Linked DNA regions of Homo sapiens: all the other regions are linked to region 1. A link is a contact called in ENCODE Hi-C or POLR2A ChIA-PET data. All regions are on one chromosome and are shown on one strand. The core of a region is the stretch at or near the end of the contact, and the rest is flanking DNA. Distances in the headings are between cores, read along the strand shown.

Region 1 (3,297 bases), core at 64-2,563:
AGGTGGTGTTGAAAGCCACAGGACAGTACGGGGTCTCAGGGGGTGAGCATAAAGAGAGGCGACATCAGATGGCCAAGGCCAGAGGCAGAGGAGGATGGGAAGGAGGGGCCAGTGGGGCAGGGGGAAGCTGTGAAGCCAGGGAAAAAGGGTGTTTCGCGGAAAAGGATCAACCTGGACCAGTGCTGCCCCTAGGCAGGGCAGGATGAAACTTAACCACCACGGATTCCATGGCCCCATGGCCTCCAGGCCACAGGGGACCTTGAGAAGAGAGATCTCAGGGGACGGGTGCGGACAAGAGCCCGCCTGGCATGGCTTCAAGAGATAACTGAAGGAAAGCAAGTGGAGACGCGATAAACAGACAACTCCCTGGAGGAATTTTACTCTCGAGAGGAGAATTAAAGGGTAGTAGCTGGAGAGGGATGTGGGGTCAAGAGAAGGTCTTTAACGACGAGAACTCTCACGGCGGTTTGTGCAGAACAGGGTGGGTGTGATGACTGTGGATGGAGAGGGGAGAACTGCAGCGACTCTGTCCTAGGAGGAGGTGATGGGCCGGGACCACCAAGCGAGTGGAGGGTGGACGCCCCTTCCCTCACCCCGACACCCGCATGTGCTCAGTGTCCGTGCCGCCGGCCCTAGTGCCTGGGCTGAACGCGGGGCCGGGACTCTGAGGACGCCTCCCAGGCGGCGCAGTCCGCTCTGGCCAAGGTGGAGCGGGACGCGGCGCTTCCGACGGTGCGCGGGTCGGCTCGGGGTTGCAGGGACATCCGGCGTCCGCTCCTGCCCTGTTTTCCTGCCTTCGGCAGAGCGTTGCGCAACTCTAGCTTTAAACGCCCCTGTCCCCCTCAACTTGTCTCCCCCAGCCCCTCTGATTTACAGATTCTGCAGTCCCCGAGGGTTGCGCCTACGATACCGACACTCGCGGCAGCCCTGCGAGGCGAGTATGATCGTCCCATTTTTCGGAGTAGCAAACTAAGGTTCAGAGACTACTATGTCCCAGGTCGGTCTGGTTTGAAGGTCCGCTTTCCTCTCCCTCCGCCAGCGGGCGGTGCGAGGGACTGGGCGAGGCAGCGCTTCCCTAAGGAGGCGACCCGCAGCCCCGGCCCCCTCCCGACTCCGCCCCGTTGCAGGGCCCGGGTCGGCGAGGCCTCTCAGCTCTAAGCCCGACGGGACTTGGTGATTGGGCAGGACGGAAGAGCTGGGTGGGGCTTTCCACCAGCGGAGAAAGTCTAGTGGGCGTGGTCGCGACGAGGGCGTGGCCTGGTGCCCCGCCCCCGTCCGCGCGCTCAAAGTGGAGGGTGGCTGTGGGGGCGGGGTCAGAACACTGGCGGCCGATCCCAACGAGGCTCCCTGGAGCCCGACGCAGAGCAGCGCCCTGGCCGGGCCAAGCAGGTATCGACGACCGCGCGGGGCGTCTTGGGCTGCACCAGGCGGGCGCCCGGGGCCTGCTGAGGACCACAAAGGGCACTGGGGGTCGTGGTCCAGGCTGTGCTTCCTCCCGCTGGCCCTGGCCCCTGCCTCCGCCCCCGCCCCCGCCTTCCTGCCGCTAAGCCGGCTGCGGCGGGGCCGATTGGCGCCTGCGCCGCTTCCTGCGGCCGGGGCCAGTCTAATGCATGGGGCCCGGGCGGGGGACTAAGGGGAAACTGAGTCACGTCGGTGTGGGAGCAGTTCTGTGTGGGAGGCACCACCCCCCACTGGGCTCGGGGAAGGATCCCCCTCCAAGCTATGCTTGAGGGTCCCAGCCCCCATCTGTCTCCACAGGGGCCGCACCCCACTCCCGCCTTCCCCTTCTTCAGCACCCAGGGGTCCCGCCCTGGCTCCCAGCAGCCTCGACTGGTCCCGGAATGGCTAGGAGGATCCGCTGCAGCCGCCTCCCTCCCCTCCCCTCCCCTCCCCTCCCCTCCCCCCCCCCTCGCGTCCCAAGCCCCCGTGTGCTCCCTCCGCTGGCTCTCCGCACAGTGTCAGCTTACACGCCTTATATAGTCCGAGCAGGCTCCAGCCGCGGCCTGCCTGCCGGGACCTGGGGGCGGGGGAGAGGAGAGCCGGCCCCTGACTCACCCGGCCGCCCGAGGCTCCAGGCTGGCTTGGGGGGAGGCCGCGCCAGTTTAGTCCCTCGGCCCACCCCTGGTTGCAAAGAACCTCAAGCCTGGATTCAGGCACCCCTCACCGTTCCAGTCCCAAGGGGAGGGGGGCTGCTCCTGTCTTTCCAAAGTGAGGTCCGCCAGCCAGCAGCCCAGGCCAGCCTGACAAAATACCTGCCTCCTATGGCTTGGGCGTGCTCAGGGGCTGCCCGTGCCTGCCTGGCCCCTGTCCAAGGCTGGTATCCTGAGCTGGCCCGGCCTGCCTGCCTGCCCGCCCACCATGCTGGCCACTCACCTTCTCTTCTCTCCTCTCAGGAGCCGGCATCATGGATTCCTTCAAAGTAGTGCTGGAGGGGCCAGCACCTTGGGGCTTCCGGCTGCAAGGGGGCAAGGACTTCAATGTGCCCCTCTCCATTTCCCGGGTGAGCCTAGGTTTGGGGAGGGGGCTCCCCCAGCGGTCTTTCGGTGCTTAGGTCTCCAGAGGGTGATGGGGGGAGTCCTAACAGGAGCTGGTCAGGGGCCAGCAGGCCAGGAGATGTCTAGGTCCGGAGATGTAGTGGTACCTGCCTGCCACAAGGACTCCCAATGAGGTGGATACTGGGAGGGAGCACCCAGGCTTCTCCAGCCCTGCACTGTACCCGATGCTGTTCTCCCAAGCTCCTGTGGCCACCTCTGAGGGCTGGAGGGAGGCTCATTGTGCAGGATGGGAGCCTAACATTTCAGGAGGTATCTAAACTTGAGGTGGCAATGCTTGGAGCCAGGCCCCAGGCAGGACACTGTGACTATAGGATTTCACTTCAGCCTCACTGCCGCCCAGGGAATAGCAATCCTCATCCCGTTTTTCCAGATGAGAGAAGAACTCATGGAGAGGTGGCGGGGCTCGCTCATCGAGTCCATGGTGAAGCAGGGATTGGAATTGAGGCACAGCATGGCGTACATTTTTTGTGGGTAGAAGGGGTCTCTCCCCAGCCTATGTAAGGACCCACATCCACTGTTCCCATTCAGGATGTGGTGGCCTTTGACCCCAAGCAGAAGTGTAGGACAGGGCTCCATTCTAGGGGCTTAACTTCAGCTTCCAAGAGCCTGCCCTGGTGTGGGTGGAGCTGGAGGCTGGCTCCTCCCTGTAGCAGGGGGATTGCCTTATAAGCCCAAGAATGCAGCCCCACGCTGGGATGGCCAACAGTGGCTGCGGTCTGCAGAGCTGAAAAGGGCTGGCCTA
Region 2 (3,662 bases), core at 306-2,805, 2.3 Mb before region 1:
GTAGTCTCCATTTGTGACAGATACATATGAGCTGAAATGGCTTTAAAGCACAGCTGTGCAGACCAAACCACGCCATCCACCGAGGGCACAGGTGAGGCACCCAAAGATGCAAACAACCCAAATGTCTGTCAACTAATGAACAGGTAAACAAAACATGGCCTGTCCACACAACAGAATATTATTCCTCCAAAAAAAACTAGTTCTGATATGTGCCACAACACTGAACACATTACACTAAGTGAAAGAAACCACTTGCAAGACTACATTGTCTGATTCTATTTACATGAAATGTCCAGGATTGCAAGATGAATAGATACAGAAAGGAGGTTGCTGGGGGCATGTGGATAAGAGGGTGATAAAAGGTATGTATGGCGTTTATAAGGTGATGAAAAGCTCTCACACTGAATATGGTCCACAAACCTATGAAAATAGTGAAAACCACTGACTTGTACACTAAATGGGTGAACCCTTATTTCAGTTACAGCTCAATAACATCACAATTTTTTTTTTTTTAAGAATAGGAGAGGGCCTGGTATGCTGGCAGCGCTCCAGAGGGAGGTCCTAGCACTGCACCCTCCCAGGGGCCGGCCTTGGCCACCTCCCGCCCTCCTGGCCACAACCACCTCCCTAACCCCACCCCCAGCAGCCACTGGTCACACCAGCGCAGCAGGAAACAGGGCTTCTGTGCCAACACCAACACTTCTGAAGAACGTTCTCGTCCACTTGCCAATGGGAAAACATCTGTACTCGACCTGGCTCGGAGCGTTCCGCCGGCGATCCGTGCCCTTCTCCCAGGCGCTGTCGCGGCGCTCGCGAGTCCCCCGCACCCCCGCGCTTGTTTACCCGCGTCACTCCCTCCCCTCGCCGGCGCTCGCCCGGCTCCTCCAGGGCATTATCTGAACCCACCACCTGGCGCAGCAAGGTGTCAGTGTAACCCGAGTGCCCGCCTGACCACCCAGTGCCCGCGGAGAGCCAGAGCGTTCGCCCCGGCGCGTCCTTGCCAAAATCCCCAACAGCGCGGGGGGTGGAGCGGGGCGTCTGACGCCCCCAGGCTCGAGCCCCCGGCCGGCAGGGCTCCACCGCCCCAGGGGGCCGACGCTGAGCAGCGGGTCCCGGCCTTGGTCACCACTCCAGTCACCAGGCCGGCTCCCATGGCCGAACTGGGGACCCATGCAGGCCACCGCCATCCAGGGAGCAGCCAGCGCAGACCCCCTCACGGCCCGCCAGGCGTCGCCGAGAAGGGAGGGGGCAGCCACCCCGCGGCAGGAGGCCGTGTCCGGCCTGCGTCACCGCCCCCGCCGCTCCCCGGCCCGCTCACCGCGGTAGTGCGCCTGGAAGCCGCCAGGCCGCAGCGCGGGGAACAGGGCGGCCACCCGGCTCAGCAGCCGCTCGCAGGGTCCCGGACCCGCCGCAGCCTCGGCTTCCGCCTCAGGCTCGGGGCTGCAGCAGAAGCTGAAGCGGCGAATCTCGCGCGCCGCGTCCTCCTTGCCCAGAAGGTAGGCCTTCACGGTGAGCGACGCCATAGCGAGCGGCGAGCTGGCGGAAAACGGGCCGTCCCGGTCGCAGCCGCCGCGCGGCTTTTGTAGCGAACGCGGAGGCCCCGCCCCGCCTCGAGAGGGGCGGAGTCTCTCGCGCCCTCCCCGCCCCCGCCACCGTCGTCGCGGCGCGAGAGCCGCCCTGCAGAGGCCCCTTCACTACTCTCCCCTTCCCCGCTACCCCTCGCTCCAGGTCTCCCGGCCCCCTCATTGCTGACCCCTCTCTTCATTGCCCCGGTGCACCAAGGACCCCAGGAAACCGGCCCTGGCACTCATACAGGCCTGGGCTCCAGCCTCTGCACCTGGGATCAGGGTACTGGCGGGGGTCCAGCCCCTCGCCCCTCCCAGGCTTGGGCCTGGCCATGACTCAGCAATATCCTCAGTTGGGGGTACCCAGTGCAGGGAGAGGGGGACACAGCCCCCATATCAGGAGGCTGCTAGGTCGCCCAGTGGGCACTGCTGGCCAGAACAAGCTGGCTCTCAGGTTGCTGTTCCGACCCTGCCATGGTCAGCCTGCCGCGGTGGCAGCCCTCTTACAGCGCATGGCATCCTCGGTGATGGGCAGCGCATAGCATACTCGGTGACGGACCCCGACTCTGGCCTGAGCACCAGAGAAGTTCCCAGTTTAGTAGGAGTGGAGTTGAGAGGTGCTGGAGGACCAGCTAAGGTCTCCTGAGTGTCAGTGGTCGCCAAGTGTTCACTGTGGTCCAAGTGACTCCTTATGGGCTCCTCAATTCAGCAGGTAATGCCCATGGCCCTGTGGGGGCTCAGGCCCGTTGGCCTTGTGGGCAGCCAAGGGGGTCAGCCAACAGCCTCCTCAGCTAGGAAGGAAGAAACACTGCTTTATGCCACCAGAGTAACCTGTCCGCCAGAACTGGGGCAAGGAGAGGGGCAGGACGAGTGGTCACCCTCTGGAGCCTCCCAGGCAAGGTCCTGTGAGTAGGAGGTCAGAACCTGCTGGGTCCAACTCATGCCATTTCAGCCCAGGGCTTGCAGGAGCTGGAGAAACCTCCCAGGGGAGGAAACCCAGAGGGAGGCAAGAGTGGCTGGATGGGGCCAGTCAGGTGCGAAGGTGATGTGTGGGTGTGCGCACAGCAGGGGCTGGTCCACAGGTGTGAATGATCCTTCCCGGAGGGCTCCGAAGTGGGCAAGGCTTCCACCCTGCCCAGAGCAGCCCTGTGGAGAGGGTTCAGGCCTCTCCCTGCATCCGGCGGTGGAGAGTGGAAAATGCCCCAGGGCCTGCTGGAGCCACTGCCTTGCAGACAGGGGCAGGGGACACAGAGGGGCGTGCTGGCAGAGGCTGTGGCCTACAGACAGGTGCTGGCCAAGCGTGACTCAGCAGCCCAGGCGCCTGAGAGCCACGTGGCCCCCGCCGAGGGCCGGCTTTCCTGCCCCAGCCCCCGGCTATGGCCCGGTCTGAGCAGGGTGAGGGACACAAGGAAGGCCTGTGGCTCTGGGAACATAGCTTTGAGGAAGCGCTCAAGGCGCCCCACTCACCCCCAAGAAGGAGCTCCTTTGCTTTCTCGCCATTTGGCCCGTTTGGGATCGCGGGAAGTTTCCGCGGGGGCTAGGGGCATGTGAAGAGACTGGGGGGGGGGCGGGGAGGGGAGAAGGAAGCACAGAAGAGGGAGTCTTTGGGAAGCTGGGGTGGACACCCGGCTCTGGCCCTTCCCCGCACGCCTTGCGGCCCCAGCGGCCGCCCTGCCCCCACGCGAGGCCGAGGCCTCCCGGAGGTAAACAAGGCGCGGCGGGAACCCCCTGGCAGGGCCCTCTCCTCCCGCCGCGGAGGTCAGGTGGTCTGGCCGGCAGTGAGTCAGCGTCCCATGACCGCTGTCGTAATAGGGGGATCCCCGGCCCCTGCTGCCACCCATCTCAGTGACCTCTTACCTGGAGGCTGGGCTGGGGAGTGGCTCCGGGGTCACCGTGAGTCCCCTGAGCAGGAAGAGCGTGCAGCGGCTGGAGCCAGACAGACACTCTCCCCCTTCTCGCCTCTGACTCCTTCCCCTTTCCCGATGCAGTCCCACCCCGCAGGCTCCCCGCGTCCACTGGCCCCTTCCCACCCTCCAGGGCCCGGCGTGCATGCCCAGGGAAGGCTCGGCACCTGAGCCGCGAGACCCACTATGGACC
Region 3 (3,782 bases), core at 963-3,462, 2.1 Mb before region 1:
TTATCTTTTTAATTTTTTCCTTGATTCTGCATTAAAGGAAAGAAATTCTAGCAGGGAAGAACTTTTATTATTTGCTTACTCCTGCCACGAAATATCTAAGAGGCCTCCAGGAGACGCCATGCCTTGACTTTCAGTACTGACTGTCAATGAGTATGCAACTCAGCATCCACTGATGTGTGGAAAAGTCTCGGGAAAAGGTGTCAAGCTAGAGGGCAGTAGATTCCCGGCCTGCCCAGGCTCTCATCATCCTCTAATGCTATTTTCCACTGCCAGGATCTCAAAACGAGTCAGCCTTTCAACTTTACTCAGTAATTATTCTTGACCACTGAAAATCTCACAATTCACTACCTGGGGTCAGTGCATCTACAGCAAAGGTACCAGTGGATGGGGAGGAATCAGGAAGCCTCGAGTGTGTGCTATGATGCTCCTTGGAAGGCACCACAACCTTTCCTCAGCTCTGTCCCAGCATTTTCTATGAAGTTGGCAATGTTCTATTATGTGCTATCTCATACAGTAGCCACTGGCCACACACAGGCTACTGAGCATTTAAAATGTGGCCGCTGTAATCGAGGAACAAGTTTTTTTTTTTTTTTTTTTTTTTGAGACAGAGTCTCGCTCTGTCACCCAGGCTGGAGTGCAGTGGCGCGATCTCGGCTCACTGCAACCTCTGCCTCCCAGGTTCAAGCGATTCTCCTGCCTCAGCCTCCTGAGTAGCTGGGACTACAGGTGCATGCCAACACACCCAGCTAATTTTTTGTATTTTTAGTAGAGACGGGGTTTCACCATGTTGGCCAGGATGGTCTCGATCTCTTGACCTCGTGATCCACCCGCTTCGGCCTCCCAAAGTGCTGGGATTACAGGCGTGAGCCACCGCTCCCGGCCGAGGAACTCAATTTTTAATTCAATTTAAAAGTACTGAATTTCAATTGATTCAGTTAGAAATTGAGGAATCCGGCCGGGCGCGGTGGCTCAAGCCTGTAGTCCCAGTACTTTACGAGGCCGAGGCAGGTGTATCACAAGGTCAGGAGTTCAAGACCAGCCTGGCCAAGATGGTGAAACCCCGTTTCTACTAAAAATATGGGAGGGGGGTGGGGGCGGGGAACTTAGCCGAGCGTGGTGGTGGGCACCTGTAATCCCAGCTACTCGGGAGGCTGAGGCGGGAGGGAGGATCGCTTGAACCCGGGAGGCAGAGGGTGCAGTGAGCCGAGATCGCACCACTGCACTCCAGCCTGGGCGACAGAGCAAGACCCGGTCTCAAAAAAATAAAAATAAATAAAAACAAAAACACACACACAAAAACATATGCGTGCTGTTGTATTGGATAGCACAGCTCTGGATGTCTGGCGTTAGAGGGCTAAGTTACTTAACTCTTACTATCACTGATATGCTGGCACTCTGTTCATTACAAGGGCTGAAAAGGTCTTTAAGAGATCATCGGGTGACTTTAAAATCCCCATCTCACAGGCAGAGGTGAGCGGAGGCGCCGCTGGTCCGCTGCGCGCAGGGCCCACGCCCTCCCAACACCCGCCGGCGCTCCACTCCCGCACTGAACGGCTGAAAAGCAGAACAGTGCTGGCTCCGTTTCGTGTGTGGAGTTACTACAGAGTTCCGAAGCCCGGACGCGCACACGTCCTTCACCTAGTTAGTGGGAGAGCATAGAGGCGCGGGTGCGGGAGCGCGCTCAGGCACGCGGGGCTGCGGGGGGCGGTCTCGGCTGGGCCGCCGGAGTAAAGACCCAGGCGCAGCCAGGCGCCGCCCGCCCGCCAACAGCTCGCGTAACCTCCCGGAACGGCCAGTGCCCTCCCAGCCCGGCCCCCACCGCGCCCGCGCCGGCGGCCAGCGGGGACACGCGAGTCCGCCGCGGGACAGACCCGGCCCGAGCCTACCTGCGCGCGCCGTGCCGTCCCCGCTGTCCCCGCCGCCCAGCCCCGCGGCCGCGCGCAGCGCGCTCCCGCAGCTCGCCGACAGGTTCCCGGTGGCCCTGCGTGCCAGGGTCAGGATGGGCGCCGACCAGCCCTCGGCCGCCCGCGGCCTCGTTGCGCTCCGCAGGTCGCCTGGGCCGGGCAGCTGGCTTCGGTCCACGATCTCAAACTCTTCTCCCGGCTCAAGCGCTGACCCGGGCCCCGGCCCCGGCTCCAGCTCCGGCTCCAGCTCCCGCCCCCGCCCAGCAGCGCAGCCGCCTTCCCGGTCGGCCATCTTGGCCGTGTCATGTGACCCAGCGGGCGGGCGGGCGCGGGGTGGGGGCGGGCGGGCATCGCCTTTGCCTTAGGTGGGGGAGATTTTTCTCCCTCTTCACCGCCTCGCCTTCCCTCTGTTTCGAAAGGTTCGGGAAAGTCCAAGTCATAACATAAAAAGTGTGCGTATTCCCGGCCGCCGGCAGGACCTGTTCGCGGGGAAGTTCCTCTTGAACTTTCTCCGAGGACAGTTGTGCACCCTGCCCGGCGCTTCACGGGGTTCCCTGGCCGTCGTTGTCTTTGTGACACCATTTCCTCTTTTAAATTTTCATTTCATGGTCTATATTTTCCACTTCGTCATTTTTCTGTAGCACTCATTAGAACAAGCCCCGAAAGGGCGACTAAGGAAACGCACAGGCGAGGCAGGAAAGCAGGAATTTTTTTTTTTTTTTAATCTAATGACTATGACGGCTTGGCAAGAAAGAGTGCACGATAGTGGACTGGAAATCAGAGGTGGCTTCTCCTATTGATTAGTTAAGTGGGATAACAAAAACCGACCTCATTATTAAATAAGATTTGCAGTAAGGACCACATGGCAGATGTTAGCGATTGTGACTACTATCTCTGGTATCCAACTGTGTGGCCTGGGTAAGTCACTATACACTCAGTCTGTTTCTTCACTTGGAAAAGAAAGGAATTTGAGTAAGTACAAAGGAAAATTTTGGCCGGGCGCGGTGGCTCACGCCTGTAATCCCAGCACTTCGGAAGGCCCAGGCGGGCCTTTAGTAGGACGAAACCCCGTCTCTACTAAAATACCAAAACAACAACAACAACAACAACAAAAAACCAGCCAGATGTCGTGGCGGGACAGCTCTACTCCTAGCTCCTTGGGGGGCTGAGAGTGGGAGGATCGCTTGAGCCCGGGAGGTCGATCCCACAGTGAGCGGAGATCATGGCCACTGCACTCCAGGCTGGGCGACAAAGTGAGACCCTGTCTCAGAAAAAACACTAAAATTTACTAGCACTTAACACTTTGCAAAGTGAGGCAACATGAGCCACACCAAACCAGCAGAGCTGTTTTGATTCCCAGAATGTTTACAAATCTTAAAACTTGTTGCCAATATTTAGAAATCAAAAGATTTCACATAAGAATCTGGATTTTAGCTTTCTCTGGAATCACTGGAATATTTGGTAACTCATGGCATATTCCCAGATGGCAACAAACTGTTGGGAATAAACTGTGCTGCCCCTTTAGACGCCCAGCTGCTCCCTGGACCTGTCTTGGTCCAGCCCACTTCACTAGGTTGCATGATATGTCTGGTCCCTGAAAGGCCAGTTCTCAGTGAAGGGATACCACTTCATCTAGGAGTGTTTTGGGAATTTGTGGAGTTGGTGTTTGAGTTGTGTAATGACTGAGGGCATACTACCAGTCTTTTTTGTTTGTTTGTTTTCGTACGGAGTCTCGCTCAGTCGCCCAGGCTGGAGTGCAGTGGCGCGATCTCGGTTCACTGCAAGCTCCACCTCCCGGGTTCACGCCATTCTCCTGCCTCAGCCTCCCGAGTAGCTGGGACTACAGGTGCCCGCCACCACGCCCGGCTAATTTTTTTT
Region 4 (3,752 bases), core at 544-3,043, 2.1 Mb before region 1:
CTGGAGGGCAGTGGTGTGATCTCAGCTCACTGCTTCCTCTGCCTCCTGGGTTCAGGTGATTCTCCTGCCTCAGCCTCCAGAGTAGCTGGGATTACAGGCGTGTGCATGCATAGATAATTTTTGTATCTTTAGTAGAGATGGGGTTTCACCATGTTGGCCAAGCTGGTCTGAAACTCCTGATCTCAAGTGATCTGCCTGCCTCGGCCTCCCAAAATGCTGGTATTACACGAGTGAGCCACCGCACCTGGCCGGACTCTCTTCTTGATTACCTCAGCCAAAGTGCCTTCTGAAATGGTACCACAGGTGTGTGCTTCTAGTTCAGTTTGTAGTAGAGGGCCTGGTATGTACCGTCATTCACCCTGCCTGCTCCATCTGCATCCCCCTCACATCCAGCAAGAGTTTTCCTTTACACAGGGTTTACGGCTCCCCTGCTGATCACCTGCCAAAGCCTTCTCTCGGAGATAACACCCTTGCCAAGGCCTAAGTGGCCTTTGAAGATCAGGCCCTGCTTAGCTCTGGGCTCCTGTCTTTCTTTTGATGTCCTCTCTACTTTTTCTCAAACCTGTCAAAACTGGATTCGGACTCTGTGGCACTGGGGTTGGAAACATGCTTTGTCCGCATCTTCCCAGGGTGGCACTCAGGCTTGCACTAGCTAAGGTAGCTCTGCGGCAGGGTCCAGCACTACCTTATTGTTAATTTGTGTATTGTCTGTGTCCACTAAAGCTGGGGTGAGGAAGGCAGCCAAATCAGACATGGGGAGGCCTGGGAGGCTACGGCATCTTAGGTTTTGGGCAGTGCTGCTAGAAACCACGAACATTAGTCATCTCGCAGCATGTGTGCACATGGGGTGACCCGGGGGCCTCCTCGAATGCAGCGTCTACGCCTGGTGAATGGACGCACTCTTACCAATTCTGCTCTGGGAGATGCAGCGGTAACCTACCGAGCGCAGAGGCCGGCGCGCACCCGTGGAGCCCGCGCTCGCGATCCCTCCTCGTGCCAGGGCCCCAGGGCAGTCAAGGCCTGCCGACCGTTAGGCGGGTCAAGGGGTACACAGGGTGCGAATTCGTTAGGCAAAAGCTGGGTACAGGCGCGAGCCACAGGCACGGAAACCTCGCGCCGACCGGGGCCCTAGGCCCGACGACGGCAGGTAAGGGGAAGTGGAGGCACACAGGGCTGGGACGTGCCCCAGGCACCATACGGGTGGCTTCGGGCGCGGGACGTCCGCAGCCCCGCAGCTCCCAGGACGTTCGACAATCTGCAGCTGACCAGCTTCGGCCGGTTTGGGGATAAAGGGAAGACAGGCGGCGCGGGGAGTGGGAACGCCTGAAGGCCGCGCCCCTCCTTTCAGGTCGGCCAGGAGCGCGCCGGTAAGAGCCTGGGGGCAAGGGGTAGAAAGACGCCCACCTCATCACAACCCAGAGCTCGGGACTCCTATACAGTCCCATAGGGAACAGGCGGCCGCCATTCCCCTCCCCCACGCTGGCGGGTAAGGCTAGAGAACGGTTTCAAGGAAGACGCATGCGCATGAAATAATTATAAACCGCTAGGACTCCGAAGTTCAATATTCGCGGGAAGGCGCAGGCGCAACAAAAAGCCCGGCGGGTTTATGGGTGGGGGTGCTGAGCCCAAAACCCAAGCGTGTAATAATCCGCCGGCGGGAGGTGGGCTGGCTCTTGAAATTACGCATGCGCCAGAGCTCTTTGTGACGCAACGGGGCGGTGCGGGCAGCTGGCTGCGCGTGCGCAGAACTCGCACAAGGGACCTTATTTAGGTTGCGCAGGCGCCCGCTGGCCATTTCGTCTTAGCCACGCAGAAGTCGCGTGTCTAGGTGAGTCGCGGTGGGTCCTCGCTTGCAGTTCAGCGACCACGGTGGGTACCGTTTTTGCGAGGATTGTTTGTCCCCATATCTCTGGGAGGGCCACGGGGACCTTGGCGAGCTGCAGGCTGCCGTCGAGAGCCGCGAGTGGTTCGCTGAATCTCGGCACCGCCGCTGAGGCCTGCAGGCCGCGCCGACTCTATTGTGTGAGAAGTCGGAGGAGGCGGAGCGGAAGCGGCCGCCGCCATTTCCTTTCCTCTACGCTGGCTCTCGGCCCGGGCCCCCACGGTTCGGGGCGCCGACAGCTGTTGCTCAGGACAGCTTTGGGGGTCCGGTCGCCGGACGAGGAGGTGTTGGAGTCGCCGGGGTGGGTGCATCCGCCCGGTTTTTGCTCCGTGGGGGGGCGGTGCGGGCCCGGGCGCGCCTCGGAGGCGAAGGACAGCTTAATTGGCGCTCTCAGTTCTGGTCCTCCCCGCTTTGCAGTTTGTTTCGACGCCGGACCGCGTAAGAGACGATGATGTTGGGCACGGAAGGTGGAGAGGGATTCGTGGTGAAGGTCCGGGGCTTGCCCTGGTCTTGCTCGGCCGATGAAGTGCAGAGGTTTTTTTCTGGTGAGTTAGAACTAGGACGCGGGAGTTCGAGTTCGAGGCCGGGGCGGGCGGGCTGGCGGGCGGCCGGGCTGGGGCGGGGCGGGGCGGGGCGGGCCGGGCCGGGCCGGGCCGGGTGGGACCCGGGGCGCCCCCTGGCGAGGCGCGGGCGACTACACTCACCGCTGTGCTGCTCGCGCCCGGCGGCCCGCTGTTACGCAATGGAAATTTCGAAAGCCCCGCCCGTCCTCCTGGCCCTTGGGGGAGTGCGGCAGGTTTGGCAGACTTTGTTTTCTTTACCTATCTTTGAACACCAGCTTTTCTTTTATGGGTGTCTTTTTTTCTTTTTCTTTTGAGTTGGAGTCTCTGTCACCCAAGCTGGAGTGCAGTGGCGCGTTCTCGGCTCACTGCAACCTCCGCCTCCTGGGTTCAAGCGATTCTCCTGCCTCAGTCTCCCGAGTGTCTGGGACTAGAGGCGCGCACCGCCACGCCCGGCTAATTTTTGTATTTTTAGTAGAGACGGGGTTTCACTATTTTGGCCAGGCTGGTCTCGAACATCTGACCTCAAGTGATCCGCCCACCTCGGTTTCCCAAAATGCTGGGATTACAGGCGTGAGCCACCGCGCCTGGCCCGGGTGTCTTTTTTCGAAAGGATAAATTGGCATAGGTGGGATTTCCTCCTCAATCTTGAGAAAATGGCCGAGTGATTAGACAAATAATAGTAATGTTTTGCAATATCTTGAAGTGTAACCTCTTGTTTCCAGTTTTGGTGTTTTCTTAAAAAGGAGCATTCTTCGGAAAGTTAAAATGTCACGTCTTAATTTCAGTTTTCCTAATCAAGATTTGATAATTGAAGAGTGTTTTCTTATCTAGTTCTTAATCTGGCTCACTATACAGTTGAAGACACTGAAGCCCAGGGAAGTGTTTTTGCAGTACATAGGTTTCCTGAATATTTTCTATCAGAATGTCCTTGTTCCTATTATTAGACTGGGAAAAAGAAATTAGACTGATTAAAATTCTATTTGGATGAAATTAACAGCTTTTGGCAAGACGTTTGTAGTATTGACTTACTATCTGAATTTAGCGTTGGTAACGGAAAGCGACCTGTAAAACAAGAACCAAGTACGCTGGAAGCCGCCTTGCAGGGGGCAACACTGGGTTTGGCTTCAGCTGTGCAACTTGGAGCATTTTAGCTTGGTAACACTGATCCCCTTTCAGGTGAGTATTGGGCTTGTAATTTGAATTTGAATGAGAAACCGTAATGTGGCTACTGGTAAGGTAAAACGGATAAATGCCCCAGACCAAAACAGCTCGCAACGAAGTATGTTTGCCGTAAAGTCACACAGTCC

What was found. Hi-C counts contacts between places; a loop is a spot of excess contacts on that map. ChIA-PET counts read pairs that join two places held with the same protein, here RNA polymerase II (POLR2A). Pooled maps may share reads with other maps.
Region 2: a map of tibial artery shows a loop between it and region 1 (6-fold over the local background). The contact joins the promoter of SQSTM1 here to the promoter of PDLIM7 in region 1. A Hi-C loop is called at or near these places in 1 of 168 maps with a recorded cell type or tissue (tibial artery) and 5 of 50 pooled maps. POLR2A ChIA-PET finds 5 or more read pairs at or near these places in 1 of 52 experiments (AG04450).
Region 3: a loop to region 1 is called in a map with no recorded cell type, with 2.9 times the contacts of the local background. The contact joins the promoter of RUFY1 here to the promoter of PDLIM7 in region 1. A Hi-C loop is called at or near these places in 1 of 37 single-sample maps with no recorded cell type and 5 of 50 pooled maps. POLR2A ChIA-PET finds 5 or more read pairs at or near these places in 2 of 52 experiments (H1 and PC-9).
Region 4: a loop to region 1 is called in a pooled map, with 17 times the contacts of the local background. The contact joins the promoter of HNRNPH1 here to the promoter of PDLIM7 in region 1. A Hi-C loop is called at or near these places in 9 of 50 pooled maps. POLR2A ChIA-PET finds 5 or more read pairs at or near these places in 3 of 52 experiments (K562, WTC11 and endothelial cell of umbilical vein).

Annotation. Positions count from the first base shown.
Region 1 is chr5:177,495,620-177,498,916 of GRCh38, reverse strand. PDLIM7 (PDZ and LIM domain 7) reads left to right here and starts at 1,313. Exons shown (of 13, transcript NM_005451.5): 1 at 1,313-1,389; 2 at 2,394-2,500. The coding sequence starts at 2,405. RefSeq lists enhancers at 1-439, 658-707, 1,920-2,661 and silencers at 918-1,627, 2,038-2,117.
Region 2 is chr5:179,818,798-179,822,459 of GRCh38, reverse strand. SQSTM1 (sequestosome 1) reads right to left here and starts at 1,555. Exons shown (of 8, transcript NM_003900.5): 1 at 1,319-1,555. The coding sequence starts at 1,523. RefSeq lists silencers at 941-1,120, 1,131-1,390, 1,501-1,750, 3,051-3,230 and enhancers at 1,344-2,053, 2,661-2,820, 3,221-3,520, 2,574-3,662, 3,476-3,662.
Region 3 is chr5:179,548,984-179,552,765 of GRCh38, reverse strand. RUFY1 (RUN and FYVE domain containing 1) reads right to left here and starts at 2,212. Exons shown (of 18, transcript NM_025158.5): 1 at 1,887-2,212. The coding sequence starts at 2,196. The region is part of intron 4 of LOC128966623 (a long non-coding RNA gene); the gene reads right to left. LOC105377762 (a long non-coding RNA gene) reads left to right here and starts at 2,262. Exons shown (of 4, transcript XR_941315.4): 1 at 2,262-2,822. RefSeq lists a silencer at 1,578-2,287.
Region 4 is chr5:179,621,712-179,625,463 of GRCh38, reverse strand. It overlaps HNRNPH1 (heterogeneous nuclear ribonucleoprotein H1), which reads left to right and starts at 1,793. Exons shown (of 14, transcript NM_001257293.2): 1 at 1,793-1,869; 2 at 2,300-2,427. The coding sequence starts at 2,331. All of the region lies in intron 4 of LOC128966623 (a long non-coding RNA gene), which reads right to left. RefSeq lists enhancers at 182-966, 967-1,752, 1,502-1,796, 1,852-2,021.